Linked DNA regions of Homo sapiens: all the other regions are linked to region 3. The links are chromatin contacts, found by Hi-C or POLR2A ChIA-PET in ENCODE. All regions are on one chromosome and are shown on one strand. The core of a region is the stretch at or near the end of the contact, and the rest is flanking DNA. Distances in the headings are between cores, read along the strand shown. Region 1 overlaps SLC6A6 (solute carrier family 6 member 6). Region 2 overlaps LOC124909347 (a long non-coding RNA gene). Region 3 holds the start of GRIP2 (glutamate receptor interacting protein 2).

The links. Hi-C counts contacts between places; a loop is a spot of excess contacts on that map. ChIA-PET counts read pairs that join two places held with the same protein, here RNA polymerase II (POLR2A). Pooled maps may share reads with other maps.
Region 1: a loop to region 3 is called in a map of ovary, with 2.0 times the contacts of the local background. The contact joins the enhancer-like site here to the promoter of GRIP2 in region 3. A Hi-C loop is called at or near these places in 1 of 168 maps with a recorded cell type or tissue (ovary) and 2 of 50 pooled maps. POLR2A ChIA-PET finds 5 or more read pairs at or near these places in 1 of 52 experiments (BJ).
Region 2: a loop to region 3 is called in a pooled map, with 2.2 times the contacts of the local background. The contact joins the enhancer-like site here to the promoter of GRIP2 in region 3. A Hi-C loop is called at or near these places in 3 of 168 maps with a recorded cell type or tissue (cardiac septum, heart right ventricle and mammary epithelial cell) and 7 of 50 pooled maps. POLR2A ChIA-PET finds 5 or more read pairs at or near these places in 2 of 52 experiments (HEK293 and OCI-LY7).

The regions. Positions count from the first base shown.
Region 1 is chr3:14,416,845-14,421,248 of GRCh38, forward strand. The region is part of intron 2 of SLC6A6 (solute carrier family 6 member 6); the gene reads left to right. Among named protein-coding and RNA genes, the nearest start is that of SLC6A6, 16 kb to the left of the region's middle. Within about 2 kb of position 2,172, at least 11 of the 41 ENCODE cell types and tissues checked have a DNase peak (open chromatin) inside an H3K27ac peak, as active enhancers do.
Region 2 is chr3:14,645,627-14,650,188 of GRCh38, forward strand. LOC124909347 (a long non-coding RNA gene) reads right to left here. Exons shown (of 2, transcript XR_007095826.1): 2 at 1-4,562. Among named protein-coding and RNA genes, the nearest start is that of CCDC174, 3.9 kb to the right of the region's middle. Within about 2 kb of position 3,110, at least 2 of the 41 ENCODE cell types and tissues checked have a DNase peak (open chromatin) inside an H3K27ac peak, as active enhancers do.
Region 3 is chr3:14,536,834-14,541,657 of GRCh38, forward strand. GRIP2 (glutamate receptor interacting protein 2) reads right to left here and starts at 3,509. Exons shown (of 24, transcript NM_001080423.4): 1 at 3,436-3,509. The coding sequence starts at 3,475. RefSeq lists an enhancer at 1-281.

The sequences.
Region 1 (4,404 bases), core at 922-3,421, 120 kb before region 3:
AGGTTTGTTTTTGTTTTGAGACAGGGTCACACTCTGTCGCCTACGCTGGGGTGCAGTGGTGTCATCAGGGCTCACTGCAGCCTCGATCTCCCCAGGTTCAGGTGATCCTCCCACCCCAGCCTCCCTAGCAGCTGGCACTACAGGCGCGTGCCGCCGTGCCCAGCTTATTTTTGTATTTTTTGGAGTAACGGGGTTTCACGATGTTGTCAAGGGCACAGTGGCTCACGCCTCCAATCCCTGCACTTTGGGAGGCCAAGGCAGGAGGATTGCTTGAGGCCAGGAGCTCGAGACCAGCGTGGGCAACATAATGAGCCCCATCTCAGCAAAAATTAAAAATAATATAAATAAAATTATAAATAAACAAGTAAAATGGAAAACCTTTGCTAAAGTTGCAAGAGTATTACAGTGGCCTCGCATTATGCCCTTCGTTGAGATTTTCCCATGGGTAACATTTGCCACATTCGCTTCATCTCTTTCTCACTAATATGTTAAATAAAAACAGTCACGTGAACATTCTTCCATTTTTGCTGAATCATTGGGGAGTAAATTGCAGGCATGATGCCCCTTCACCTCAATCCTTCAGGCCTTTCATAAGAGCAAGGCCAGGCCGGGCGCCGTGGCTCACGCCTGGGATCCCAGCACTTTGGGAGGCCAAGGTGGGCAGATCACGAGGTCAGGAGATCGAGACCATCCTGGCTAACACGGTGAAACCCTGTCTCTACTAAAAAACACAAAAAATTAGCCAGACGTGGTGGCGGGCGCCTGTAGTTCCAGCTACTCGGGAGGCTGAGGCAGGAGAATGGCGTGAACCCGGGGGATGGAGCTTGCAGCGAGCCGCGATCGTGCCACTGCACTCCAGCCTGGGCGACGCAGCGAGACTCCGTCTCGAAAAAAAAAAAAAAAAAGAGCAAGGCCATTCTCTTATATAACCCTAGCACAGTTATCTACCCCAGGACACTGATTTAACATTGACGTGATTCTGTTATCTGTGGATCTTAATGGCATTGCACTGATTGTCTCAGTGTTTACAGCAGCCTTATTTTTCTTTTAGTTCAGGATCGTCATTATGTTTTTAAAAAGGGTTTAAGGGATGTCTCCTTCGCTGATTAAGACATTGCCTGCTCTAGGGGCTTTCAGAGTCTTATTTAATCCTCAGCGTTCATTAAATACATTTTACAATGGGATGTGGCCTGCGTGTGCATGTACACAAACACACACGTCAAACTCAAACCCTGAAATTGAAGTTTCTCAGATCATCCTCGTACTCGCCATCTGCTGTGCTCTGGTCTGCTCTGTCTTCCTTTAGTAAAAAAGATGGCCTTGACCCCTTACATTGATGTCAAGACCCACTGTGGACTCTGCTTTGGAATTAGAAAACCCTGGCTTCCTGGGCAGAAATTTCTAAGGGGGAAGGTTAAGCTCCCACTGGTCCAGGGTTCGGATTGGTTGGAGTGGGGTCCCCTGTGAAGCCGGGACTAGGCAAGCGTTTGTTTGTGGCCCAGAGCTCCTCAACCTGCTGCTGCTAGCAGCTGGACCAAGTCCTTCCTTTTCATCAAGCTCAGCTGGCCTAGGTTGCTTGGTCACAAGCAGCCCCACCCCATGGAGACATATTCTTTGTGCTGTGACATCGGGCAGGGGTGTGTACCCAGCCAGCCACTGGGCAGGCATGGAGGTGACCTACTCGACGTCAGCCTCCACAGGCGTCATCATAATAGTTATAGACGTCAATAATAATGATTGCTACCGCTTCCTGGACTCAGCATGCTCATATACTGCCGAGAGGTTTACTGTGTTAACTCTGTCAACCCAAAGAAGTGGGTGTGCTCTTACTCTTTTTGAAAAAATATGAGAAATTCATTGAGCGCTTATTGCACATCAGGCACTGCTAAACACGTCACAGACTCATGCACAGCCTCCTCAGGAGCCTTGTGAGGTGGGCGCTGATGTCATCCCTATTGTACAGATCAGAAAACTGAGGCTTGGAGAGATGAATTGATTGTTTCCAAGACTACACAGCTGGGAAGGATTTGAACCTGATTGAGCTGACTCTAGCCCACTTCCTCAGGCTGGGAACGGCCTCTGGGCCCAGCCCCTTCCCCTTCCCCCGGGACTTCCTCCTGGTTAATGAGTAGTCAAAGCACCTGGGAAATGAGGCTCCTGCTGCCGTGAGGCTGGAATGTGAGTTCTGCTTCCAGATAGAGTCTTGTGCAAGGGGCCCTGCCTGGGATGGGCTGTTACAGGCAGTAAACAGAGGTTGCCAATGTTCCTCTTTTTGAGGCTTGCTGATGTATTTGCGCTTGGGAGCCCATTTTATAGAAAAGGCTGAGAGGCAGATTTGCCCTCAGACTTATCTGATGCTCCTCCAAGCAGCCCTCTTGGCTTAACACTTTCTGAAAGGGCTCCTCGGCCCCCTGACATGGCAGGGGTGTCTAGAGGAACAGGGTGGAAGAACAGACCTTGTCAGCTCTGAAGTCTGAGCACTGCTAGGTGTGCGCCCTCCTCACTGGGCACGTCACTTGAGGGCTCTGACCTTCAGGTTCTCATCTGAGAAGGGGCATGATGCGGACATGGGAATGTGTGTTAGTTGTTCAGCAGAGCCTGAACTATTAATGGACCAGCCCAAAAAAGTATTGCTGACAGGGGGCAACCCATGTAGTGGAGTCCATGGAGCTGGGGAGTCAGGCAGTCCCTAGTTCAAATCTCTGTTCCAGCCCTGCCGGCTTCGTGACCTGGAGGAGTCACAGAACTACCCTGAGCCTCAGGTAACCCACCCCTGAAATGGAGCAATAGTGGCACCCAGGAGGGTTAGAAAGACGGTGATACTGGGATTTTGGGGTGGGGGTGACCTCATCACTTTGTAAGCACAGTGAGGTTAAGTGTGCAAAAGGCCTAGCACATCAGTGCCAAGCACCCCACATGCAATTTCTCATTTTATCCCCCAAGGTGAGCCCCCCCTAGAGCAACTCCCCACCCCCTCAGCTATGGGGCTGAGTCCAGAAATCAGATTCACCCTCCCGGTGCCTGGGGCAGCTTAAGGAAGAAAGAAGATTCTTAACAGGGAGACCCTCTCTGGGCTTGTGGTGAGATCTCCCACGGGGTGTCTGCCCCCATGCCCCGCACCCATTGTAAACTGGTGCATATAGGAGTGTTGATATAACAGGCCCATGACTTCCAGTGTTGTCAGAAAAGGCCACCTCAGGCCTGTTCAACAGAAGTGCCAACCTCAACATTCGCTTCCTAGAAGGCTCAAGACCGTAATAAAATGATATTTATTATTTACTCTGGTTATAAAAGTCATACATTTTTGAACAGGCACAGTGGCTCACGCCTGTAATCCCAGCAGTTTGGGAGGCTGAGGCGGGTGGATCACTTGAGGTCAGAAGTTCAAGACCAGCCTGGCCAACATGGCAAAACCCCATCTCTACTAAAAATACAAAAATTAGCTGTGCGTGATGGTGCGCACCTGTAGTTCCAGCTACTCTGGAGGCTGAGGCAAGAGAAAACAAGCTGCTGGATTTGGCCCAGTGGCCAGTTTGCTGACCTTGTTGTAAGCCATGATTTGTTTGACTAAAGCAGTGTTTATTTAATTAATCCCATAGTGATGGGAAATTGGCTGGTTACAGTTTCTCTTGTAAACCACTCTGCTTTTTTTTTTTTTTTTTTTGAGACAGAGTCTTGCTCTGTCACCCAGGCTGGAGAGCAGTGGTGTGATCATAGCTCGCTACAGCCTTGACCTTCCAAACTCAAGCCTTCCTCCCACCTCAGCCTCCTGAGTACCTGGGATTACATGCATGCCTCCATGCCTGGCTAATTATTTTTTTTAGAGACTGGGTCTCACTATGTTGCCCAGGCTGGTTTCAAACTTCTGGGCTCAAGTGATCCTTCTGACTTGGCCTTCCAAAGTTCTGGGATTACAGGCATGAGCCACCGCGCCCAGCCTCTATTTTCAATTGTTGTAAAAGACAAATAACTTAAAGCTGACCATCTTAACCCCTTGAAAGTGTACAATTCAGTCATGGTAAGTAGATTTAAAGTGTTGTGCCGCCAATTTCCCGAACTTTTTTGTCTGGCAAAGCTGAAGCCAGTGAACTTCTTTTGAGTGGGCGTCTTTACACGTTGGTCTAAGCAAGAAGTGGGCTTGCTGGTCGAATGGGGTGCACGTGTTTGAGATGCTGCATACGTGTTGATGAATCATTGACCCCGCAGGGGTTGCCCTCATTTTCACTCTGGCCTAATATCAGTGACAGCCCTGGGGCATGGAGATGGAGGGGTGGCACCTCCCTGGGGAGCTCCTGCCTTCGGGACTTTAGGAAACGGGATTTAAAACAATTCATCCCAGAGAAGCAGCCCCCAGTCTGCCAGCCTTTCTCATTTGGGGGAGATGAGAAAAAGCCGGTAAGCAAA
Region 2 (4,562 bases), core at 1,860-4,359, 110 kb after region 3:
TTAGCAACACAGGAAACGGTGTGGGGTGCGTGGGAACTCTGCACTATCTTTGCAACTTTTCTGTATGTATAAAGGTGTTTGAAATTTTTGTAAAGTTTATTCAAAGAAAAAAATACATAACATACTTACCAGAGTCCCTGGCACACAGTGGCTGCTATCTGAAGGCTCACAGCTAGTGGACATAAAGCATGTTCTGTCTGGTCTCTTAGGCATACACCTGTCCTTAAAACAGAGGTACATGGTCGCCTCCCTTGCTGTGTGTCCATGGGAAGTATGCAGATAGGGAACTGTTCTGGCTAAAATGGTCTCTTCTGAATCTGGCAGCCACAGGGATCCCATGAAGCCCTAAGTTGGGCCACAGACCTCTTCTGCTCAGTGTCCTCCACGGCTCCCACTTCACACAGAGTAAACGCCAAGTCCCTATAAGTGGCCTGTGAAGCACCAGGAGATGTGGGCGCCCCACTTCCATGTTCTCTGGCCTCCATCCTATCCTGACTCCTTCAGCCATGTGAGCCTGCTGGCCTGGGTGCTGCTGACATCTGGCCATACTCCACCCAGATAGCTCTGCTCCCCAGAGCCCTGCAAGACAAGAAGGTCTTCTCTGTGTGCCTCCCCAAATGTGAGTGCTCTCCTTTTCACTCTTTAGTTCCTGCCTGCGCCCCGCCGTGGTTCCAACCAAAGTTTGTTTCCTCCTTCCTGCTGTGGGGGGTGAGGGTTGCTGCACCCCACTGACTGGCCTCACTGGCAGGAAAGGGCAGCCAGCTCCCCAGCAGCTAGGCCTGGACAGGGCGTGCACACAGAGCAGTTCTGTTCTGTCCCATCTCCACTTCAGGCAGCCCCTCTGGCCCCCCACCACTGTCATTCCTTCATGACCCCTCTGGCAGTCCCTTTCTCAGCCAGTTTATAAACCCCGGCTCTCTGGGACGGGTCTCAGGTCTCCTCTCCCATTAGTACTGAGGGTCTCTGCTGGCCTTTTTCAAGACTGACACGGAGGGCCTGTTCTGGGTTGAACTGCACCCCGCCCTAAAAGAAGATCTGTTGAAGTCCTATCCCTCAGTACCTCAGAATGTGGCCTTATTTGGAAATAGGGTTGTTACAGATGCAATCAGTTAAGATGAGGTCACATTGGAGTACAGTGGGCCCCTAACCTCATATAACCGGTGTCCTTGTAAGAAGACGGCCATGTGAAGACAGGCACAGGGAGAAGGCCACGTGAAGACAGGGCTGGAGGGACACATCTAGAAGCCAAGGAAAGCCAAGGACTGCCACTCACTATCAGGGGCTGGGAGGAGGAAAGGAAGGATTCCCCCTACAGGTTTCAGAGGGAACCTGGCCTTGCGATGCCTTGATTTAGGGCTTCCAGTCTCTGGAACTGTGAGACAATAAATTTCTATTGTTTCAAGCCATCTAGTCTGTGACATTTTGTTATGGTGGCCCTAGGAAACTAACGCAGGGCCAACAAGAAGGGTCGGGGACCTGGGCTGCTTCTAGTTGTGATGTTTCTCTGCTTTCTCTACTTCTTACTGTGGCATTTCTCTGCTTTTCCCTACTTCTTGCTGTGGCTTTTCTCTGCTTTTTCCTACTTCTTGGGTTCAGCTGGGTCACCTTCAAGACTCCCCACCATGACATTGCCAGATCTCTGATTTGAACTCTGTTCCTCATCTTTGGAGCCCCTCACTTGGCTTTAGGAGTTTAGAGAAATGTCCCTCCCGTCCCTCTCTATGAGGCCAACATCTCATAATGTGGACAGCTCCCTCTACCACTTCCCTGCTGCCTCTCTAAATCCAGTGGGGTCGGGTGGATTTGAGCACTATAAAGCATCTTCTCCTGTTCATAGTAAGCCATTGGGTTGAAGCTGGGGGGCAGCACTTGGGCCCCCATTAAGAGTTTGAGGCTGTAGTTTTTAGCAACTCTCATTTTTTTTTTTAGCCATGGCCTCAGGCACCAATTCCCCAGGCTGCAGAAAAAGCCCCATAGGCCATCCTGTTACTCCAGATTTGCAAGCTCGGCTGGGCTCTCCGTGATACCAAATGATGCTTGTCCAGTTCTAGCTTGCATGGTCAGGACTCCTGGCACTCACCTCCTTAGTCATCTCTGCTTGCAATGACCTAAAGACAGGTCCCTCCTGCAGAACTATTCTGGGGTAGCTCCCTAAAATGTCCCCTTTCCCCAACAGAGTTAATCAATGAATGAATGCAAAGCTAACGTAGTCTCAGATCCAGCGAGGGAGGAAGGACAGTGTGGGGATCCCAGAGCTAGGCTGCCTCAACTCAAATCCTGGGACCAAGACTGCCTGTGTGACCATGGACAAGTTATTTACCTTCTCTGGGTCTCAGTTTTCTTCATCTACAAAATGCGAATAATAATAGCATCTGCCCCTGAGGTTGTCGCAGGGATTCAATGAGATAATGCCAATGACGGATGTCATGACTGACGCTAATGAAGCTTAGCTTCTTTGTCATGCAGGGCACGAGTCCAGGTATCTTTATGCCTCATCCTGTGCTGTGCTTAGAAGCTAATTTTCCTAGGTCCAGCCTAATCTTTTTTCACACATTGGACTCAGCTAATTCATTCACTGCTGAGTAATTTGTTAGAGCCAGCGGTGTTGAAGATAGAACAAAGGTTAAGATGCTTCGGGCTGGACACATGGGGGAGAGACACATTTTTAGTTTGAGGAGGCAGAAAACCATTTTCACAAGCTTAACGGAGCCCGGTACTAAATTAAACCTCTTGACTTAATCACTGATTAAAACATTACAATAGCTGCACAGGCTACAGTCGGTGAGTCCAGCCTGTAATCATGTCCTTCTGAGGCTTCATGTTGGAAAATGACGCAGATCATTCAAAATAAGAGCATGGCTTGGTGGCTGTGCTTGGGGGAAATAATTGTCATCTGCTTCAGAAGATTTCCTCTCTCCCCCTTTATTTAAAGCACCTAAAAGACTTCATAGATAATTAAAATCTAGTAAGATATAAGAAGGAAGAAGATAATCAATCTCCCACCCAGTCCCACTCTCTTGGGACTCAACAGGGGTAAGGACAAACCGGAGGTCAAAACACTGCAAAATATGCAGTGTCATAACACAGACTGTTGGTACGCACACGCCTTCTGCTGTGAGAAAACTGGCACTGAGCAGAACTATCCTGCAAGTGATGCAGGCACAGCATTTTCAGTTTGCAAACCATTCTTACACTCTTTATCTCAAACATCCTGTGTGCCCAACTGGGTAAAAGAACCGAGGCTCAGAGGGGAGATGGGAGCTGCCAAACTAACTAAAGGAACGTAGCTGGAACGGAGTGCTAGCGGCCTCGGAGGAAATCCTGTGCTCTTTTCACCAGACTAGGATGTCCCTGCCCTCCCTTTCTTCCAGAACAAACCCAGGTCCATGTATTTAGAGGGTGACTGAGTAAAGAACATACTGGGCTGGGCTTCAACTTTTGTACTTGGTAGAGGAAGGCAATTCCAGATAGACCCAGATGCTTGGAACACATAAACAAAGAGGAGAGAGTTTGAGGAAATGGGGGGATATGTGAAAAATCATTTGTATGACAGGGGAGCATTCTGGTCAATGCAAGATTAAGTTATTTTGTGCTTTTGCAGCCTGCAAAATGAGTGAGCCTGGGAATAAAGGGGACTCACTAGCTTGCTCCTGGTCATTTAAGTGGCTTGGGAGGTGGTTACAATCAGCTGGATGCCACTCTAGGGAGAATTTCTGACAAGGGTGAGGGTGCAAACCTGCATCGCTAAGATGGAGATGACAACCAAGGACCCTGACAGGCATCGTGCAGAGGAAGCTAAATTCTCATGGTCTTCAGGGACATTCACGTGCAACTAGAATTACTTTCTTTCTAGCTTTCCAGGATCAGAACACTCACTGGCTTCATTGCCAGGGTCCAGCTAGGCAAAAAAACCAACATTCATAGTTTAGAAGCTGTGTTTCTTCTATATAAATCCTTTCCTCGCTTTCTGAGATGAAGTCAGTCTATACTGGTTCCACTAGTTACAAGTAAATAACACGCCAATAATTAACTCAATGTCTTTGAGTTATTTTTTAACTGAAGGCTCCTTCACTTGCTAGCTGGGAAATGACCCCTGGCATGCCATTTAAGCAACTGAGCCTCATTTTTTTTCCTTTTAAAAAAAATTATTATTAATACCTTTTAATGTTTCACATTTTCTTTCAGAAGATTTGTAACAAAAACACATGGAATTTAGTATGTGTTTCAGTAAAATGGGTAAATACAGAATCTGAACAAGACAAGTCTATAAGGTATAATCCTTCTTGTGGGGACAGAACATTCCACTCCATTAAGAAAAGAGAATCACAACATTATTAGGCCCGATTATCTCATATTGCTTACTGTTCTAATTTCAGAGACTGGCGGACTTGGAGAAATAAACAAATGAAAATAAATAAATAAGACTGAACACAGTCAACTGCCTCAATTCCCCTCTCCTTTTCCCTTTTCCCATTTTCTCCATAAAGACAGATGAGATGAGGATGTGATGAGTCTCATTTTTCTTCTCTCTAATATGGTGGATAATAGGTCCGCTTCTAGGA
Region 3 (4,824 bases), core at 2,259-4,758:
AGCTCAGGGAGAGTAGAAGCAGAAGTCCTCACCACAACTGTCAGTCCCCGGTCCCCTGACTTCACCTCCTGATGCTCGCCCTGGCCAGCTCCACTCCAGCACACTGCATTTTCTCACTTAATCCTCATAACCACACTGCCACTTGGGCACTGTTATTCTCCCCATTTTACAGCTGGGAAAACTGAGGCATGGAGATGCTAAGTGACTTGTTCCTGGTTACACAGCCAGAAGTGACAAAGCGGAGATTTGACCCTATGGGCCCACCCCACCTTGGCAACTGCACTCTAAAGGGAGGTGAAGCCTTCCTGGACACATCTGTCCTTTCGACCCAAGGCCCACCAGACTCACATCCCCCTAGGGCCTTTGCATCGGCTGTTCCCTCTGCCCACAAAACTCTTCCCCAGACATCATCAAAACTCCCGTCTCAGCTCCTTCGGGAACTTGTAGAAATGTCACCTCCTCAGGGAGGCCTTCCCCATCCGCCTGTTGGAACTTACACACGCACCCTGTACCTCCACACCTCCTCTCCACTCCCTCCCTGCTTCATGTTCCTCTGGGCAATCAACACCATCTAAATATTTACGACTATTTTTACTGGGATGTCAGCTCCAGGGGGCCGGGCTTCTGTCTGCCTGCTCACTGCTGTGTGCAGCGCACACATTGTCTGGCATGTAGTACATGCTCAGCAAATATTTTTTTAATTCAATTCCCATTTACAGATTAGGAGAATGAGAATCAAAGAGGTGGAATGAGTTTCTCAAGGTCAGAGACTAGGAAGAGACAGAGCCAGGACGCAAACTCAGGCGAAGGATCCCCCATGGCCACAGCCCCTGCTGTGGAGTAGGAGGCCAGGCCTGCCTGAGGAGTCTCAGAGCCAAGGGGTAGGCCTGGTGAGGGCCCCTCGGAGGAGTGGGTAGCCCAGGGCACAGCAGGGGGACCTTCACACATGTACACCCACACCCACTGAGACTTCCCTGCCCCCAGCATGGCAGCAAGTGCCTGCTCAGACCTAGCAGGCCTGGAACAAAGATGTCTTTGTGGCTGCGGAGTCAGAGCAGGCCTCCCGTCCTCAAGGCAGGAGAGTGAACATGGAGAGGGACTTCCTGCCAAAATCTGTGTTCAGGCCTACTGTGTGCCCCAGCCTGGGCCAATGGAGATAGGTCACAGTCCCTTCCTGCCAGAACTCTGGGGTTAGTGACAGGAAAGCAAGACTCCCTGGAGTGAGACGACATGCCCAGGGTGTGGGGCCTGAGAAGGGACCCACCCAGAGTCCATCAGGAGCAGAGAAAGGGCATAGGGCTGCCTGGTCCACAGAGCCCAGCTCCAATCGGGGCACTCACTGACGCACACTGCCAGTGGGCTGACTTCTCAGGGCTGCAGTCTTCTGTGCCAAATGTGGAGGTATATGGCTGTCCTTACCAGCAACAGGGGAGGTCACATGACCAGGCCTGGCCAATCAGAGGCTCAGCGATCCATCAGGGGTGGGCATGTGATACAAGTTGGACCAATGAGAGCCGTTTCTGGGGCATTTGCTGGAACTACTGGAAATAGGCTCTCTTTCCTTAGGGATGACTGAGCTGGTTGACCTTAAGTTTGAAGGTGCCAGGAACTCTCAAGGAGAGGAGAGAGTCTGCCTGGAAATGAAGCTCACTAAAGTGAAGCAGAGCAAGCTACGAAGAGACCCAGAGTCCTAATGATGTTAATTGAGCATCTGGATCCCACTGTGCCTGAAGCTCCATCTTTACACTTTTTGGAAGAAGAGCCTTGGTGCTGATGCAAACTGAAGCAAGTGTGATCATGAGGTTCTGTGACCTGGGGAGGAGACCTAGGGTGGAGGCTACAGTGGTGAGGGTAGAGGTCAAGTAAGTCATCAGAGAGAGAAAATGTCAGAGAGGTCAGGAAGGGCCTTGAATGCAAGGCTTAGGAGCTGAGCAGATTTGTGTTTTGGCAAGCTTCCTCCCATGGCAGCAAAGGGGTGGAGGCCAGGCCAGGGAGGAGACTGGGCAAAGGCCCAGGCAGTTGATGCTGACCCTGGGCCGAGGTGGAGGTCACAGGCCCATGAGGAGGGGGAGACACCTCCCTGGCAGTGCCCCAGGTAAGGTCTCCAGGGCACTGCTGCCTTTGTGGCCCTGACCACAGCAGACCAAGGTGACCCCACTCACCTGGGCCTTGGGTTGAAAGAACAGATGTGTCCAGGCCAAGAAGGCAGAGCCTCCATTTACAGTGCAGTTGCCAAGGATGGGTGGGCCCATCGGGTCAAATCCCAGCTTTGTCACTTCTGGCTATATAACCCTGAACAAGTCACTTAGCAGCTCTCTGCCTCAGTTTCCCCAACTGCAAAATGGAGAGAATAACAGTACCCAAGTGGCAGTGTAGTTATGAGGATTAAATGAGAAAATGCACAGAAAGCTTAGAAAAGAGCCTGGCCCAGAGGAAGCTCTCGACAACAGCCAGCTATTATGATTATGAGTGTTATTTTTCCTGGGTCGCTAAGGCTGGGTCCAGAGGTGACCTGGCTCTGCTCCTTGCCATGGGAAGGGAGGTGGGAATCAAAGTCCACTGGGCCCTCAGAAGCAGGGCTGGGGGCTCTGCAGTAAAAGTCATCGGGGTGTCAATCCCAGCTCGGCCACTGCCCTCCCTGAGCCTTGGTTTCCTCCTCTGTCCACTGGGACCACAGTCCTTGCCCTTGGAGCTGTGGTGCAAAGATATGTCAAGAGCGTGGGAAGAAACCAGTGAGGCAACCCCAGGGCAGTGAATGCAGTATGTTCTGGTCCAGGCCCCAAGCTCCCTCTTTGGAGGAATAGGGTGAGCCCAGGCTGAGGCTGGAGAGACAGATGGAACAATCGTGTCTGCCCCTCCCCTGGGTCCCAGCCTCAGCACACCCAGGAATGTGGCAGCTGTGATCCCCCATCCCACACATTCCCAGAGCCCCAGGGGCTCACCAGTCAGACCCCCAAACCAGAGTTTCTCCTCCTGCCGAGAACCAGTCTCCTGCCCAGCTGTGCCAGCACAGGAACTCCTCACCACCACCTTGCCCATGGGCCTTGGGCTCTCACCCCTCTGGGTCGGACACTCACTCCCACCAGGCAGCTGTGCAGATCCTGAGATTGGGCAAAAGGCTTCGCTCACACCCAGATAGGACCAGCCTTCCCCCTACAAGGCTGAGCACTGCCCTCGGAACCTCCAGACCCGCCTGTTCTGCCTGCCTGTGCTGGACAGCCCTGGGGGAGGCTCAGCCATCCTGCTACAGGACAGTGGCCAGGGTCAGACAGACAGCCCCAGCAAGTGTCCTGCCCCACCCTCCCCAAGCCCTGGGTCTCCAGGGAGTGGCAGTCCCAGGTCTCAGCCATCCAGTCCCCTCTCTCTGGGCAGCAGCTCCAGAGGGATCTATGTGTTCAGCCCCATCACTCTGCCCACAGACCCCCCATTACGTACCCGCCTCTCCAGGGGTCTCCCGGCTGAGCCCACACAGCATGTTCGCTATTGTCTCCCCTGCTGCCCACCAACTCCCTCGGGAGCCACGCTGCTTGGCCCTCCCTCCCCTCCCCAGGGAGGGGCTGTGGGAGGGAAGCTCACAGCTCCCACTGGCTGGGCACCGAGTCCACCCACTGCAGCGGGCGGCTCTCTGCTTAAAGGGGACATGGCTATTGTCAAGGCTGGCTCCAGGACAGGGTCCAACATGCCCCACCCCTGCAGCCTGGGTCTGGACAGGGGGTCTTTGAAGGTGGCATGCCTGGGGCTTCCCCCAGGGCTCTCAGGCAGAGAGAGAGCCTGCTTCTAACTTGCCCTGGGACTTTGGCAAACGACTCTTCCCTCACTAGGCATCAGTTTTTTCATCTGGAGACAGGGAACAGTGCTTTCCAAACTTTTTTTTTTTCTAAACGGCAGATTCCAAGAGAATTTGCACAGAACCCCAGGACATAAGCTAGATGAAGCACAGACTCTTTGACTGCATGAACAATGCCAGGGCGTCTCTGTAGGTCTCAGCTTAGAAACCCTTGAGCTTGGAGACCCTCCAGGGCCCTCCCACCAATGTTCCAACTACCTCTCCTAGGTATCAGTTTTCCCTCGGTAAAATGGGACTTAGGAAAGATGAACCCGGCAGCCTGCCACGTGGAGTGGCCACCCAGCTTTTTGTGAAGACCAAGTGAGCTGGGTGGAGGATCTGCCCGCCTCTGGGCTTGATAGGCAGGGCCAGTTGGTCACAGGCTCCAGCCACACCTGGCAGGCTCTGCCCCGTCCCAGACCCAGCTGGGCCTTAGCCTTGCACACTCCTGGGATTCCTCCACATTGGCTCAGGACTGACCAGGCTGATCTTAATGGACACCTGAGGCTCCTCCTCTACCTGTCTGTGAGAAGGGGTGGCAGGCTGCACCCAATTTCCCCTGCCCTCCATCCCACCAGTGTGTGCTGGCACCAACTGAGGGTCAGACACCAAGAAGGGTGGGGTGATGGTGACAGGGCACTGAATGGTGGATGTCAACAACCTGTACAACTGCACAGTGCGTCTGGCAACAGAGAACCAGACAGACAAGGCCTGGCTCCCATGGAGTTCCTGACCGCGTGGGAACACACGAGCCTCATATTTCTTCCATGTGCCCTGCAGCTAGTGGGAGAGGGCTGCCCGGTAGTTAGGGACCCGAGGTTTCTTGTGGGTTCCCTCCAGAACAGTGACCCCAGCATGGAATTTAGCCACAATTCCTGGGCCGCCCCACACTGGCTCCTGCCAGCCCAACGCTAGTGGCACCTTTAGAATAATCCAGGTTCTAAATCTGGGGCAGGGCTACTTGTGCTTTTGTATCTGCAAACTCAAGACCCTGCCCT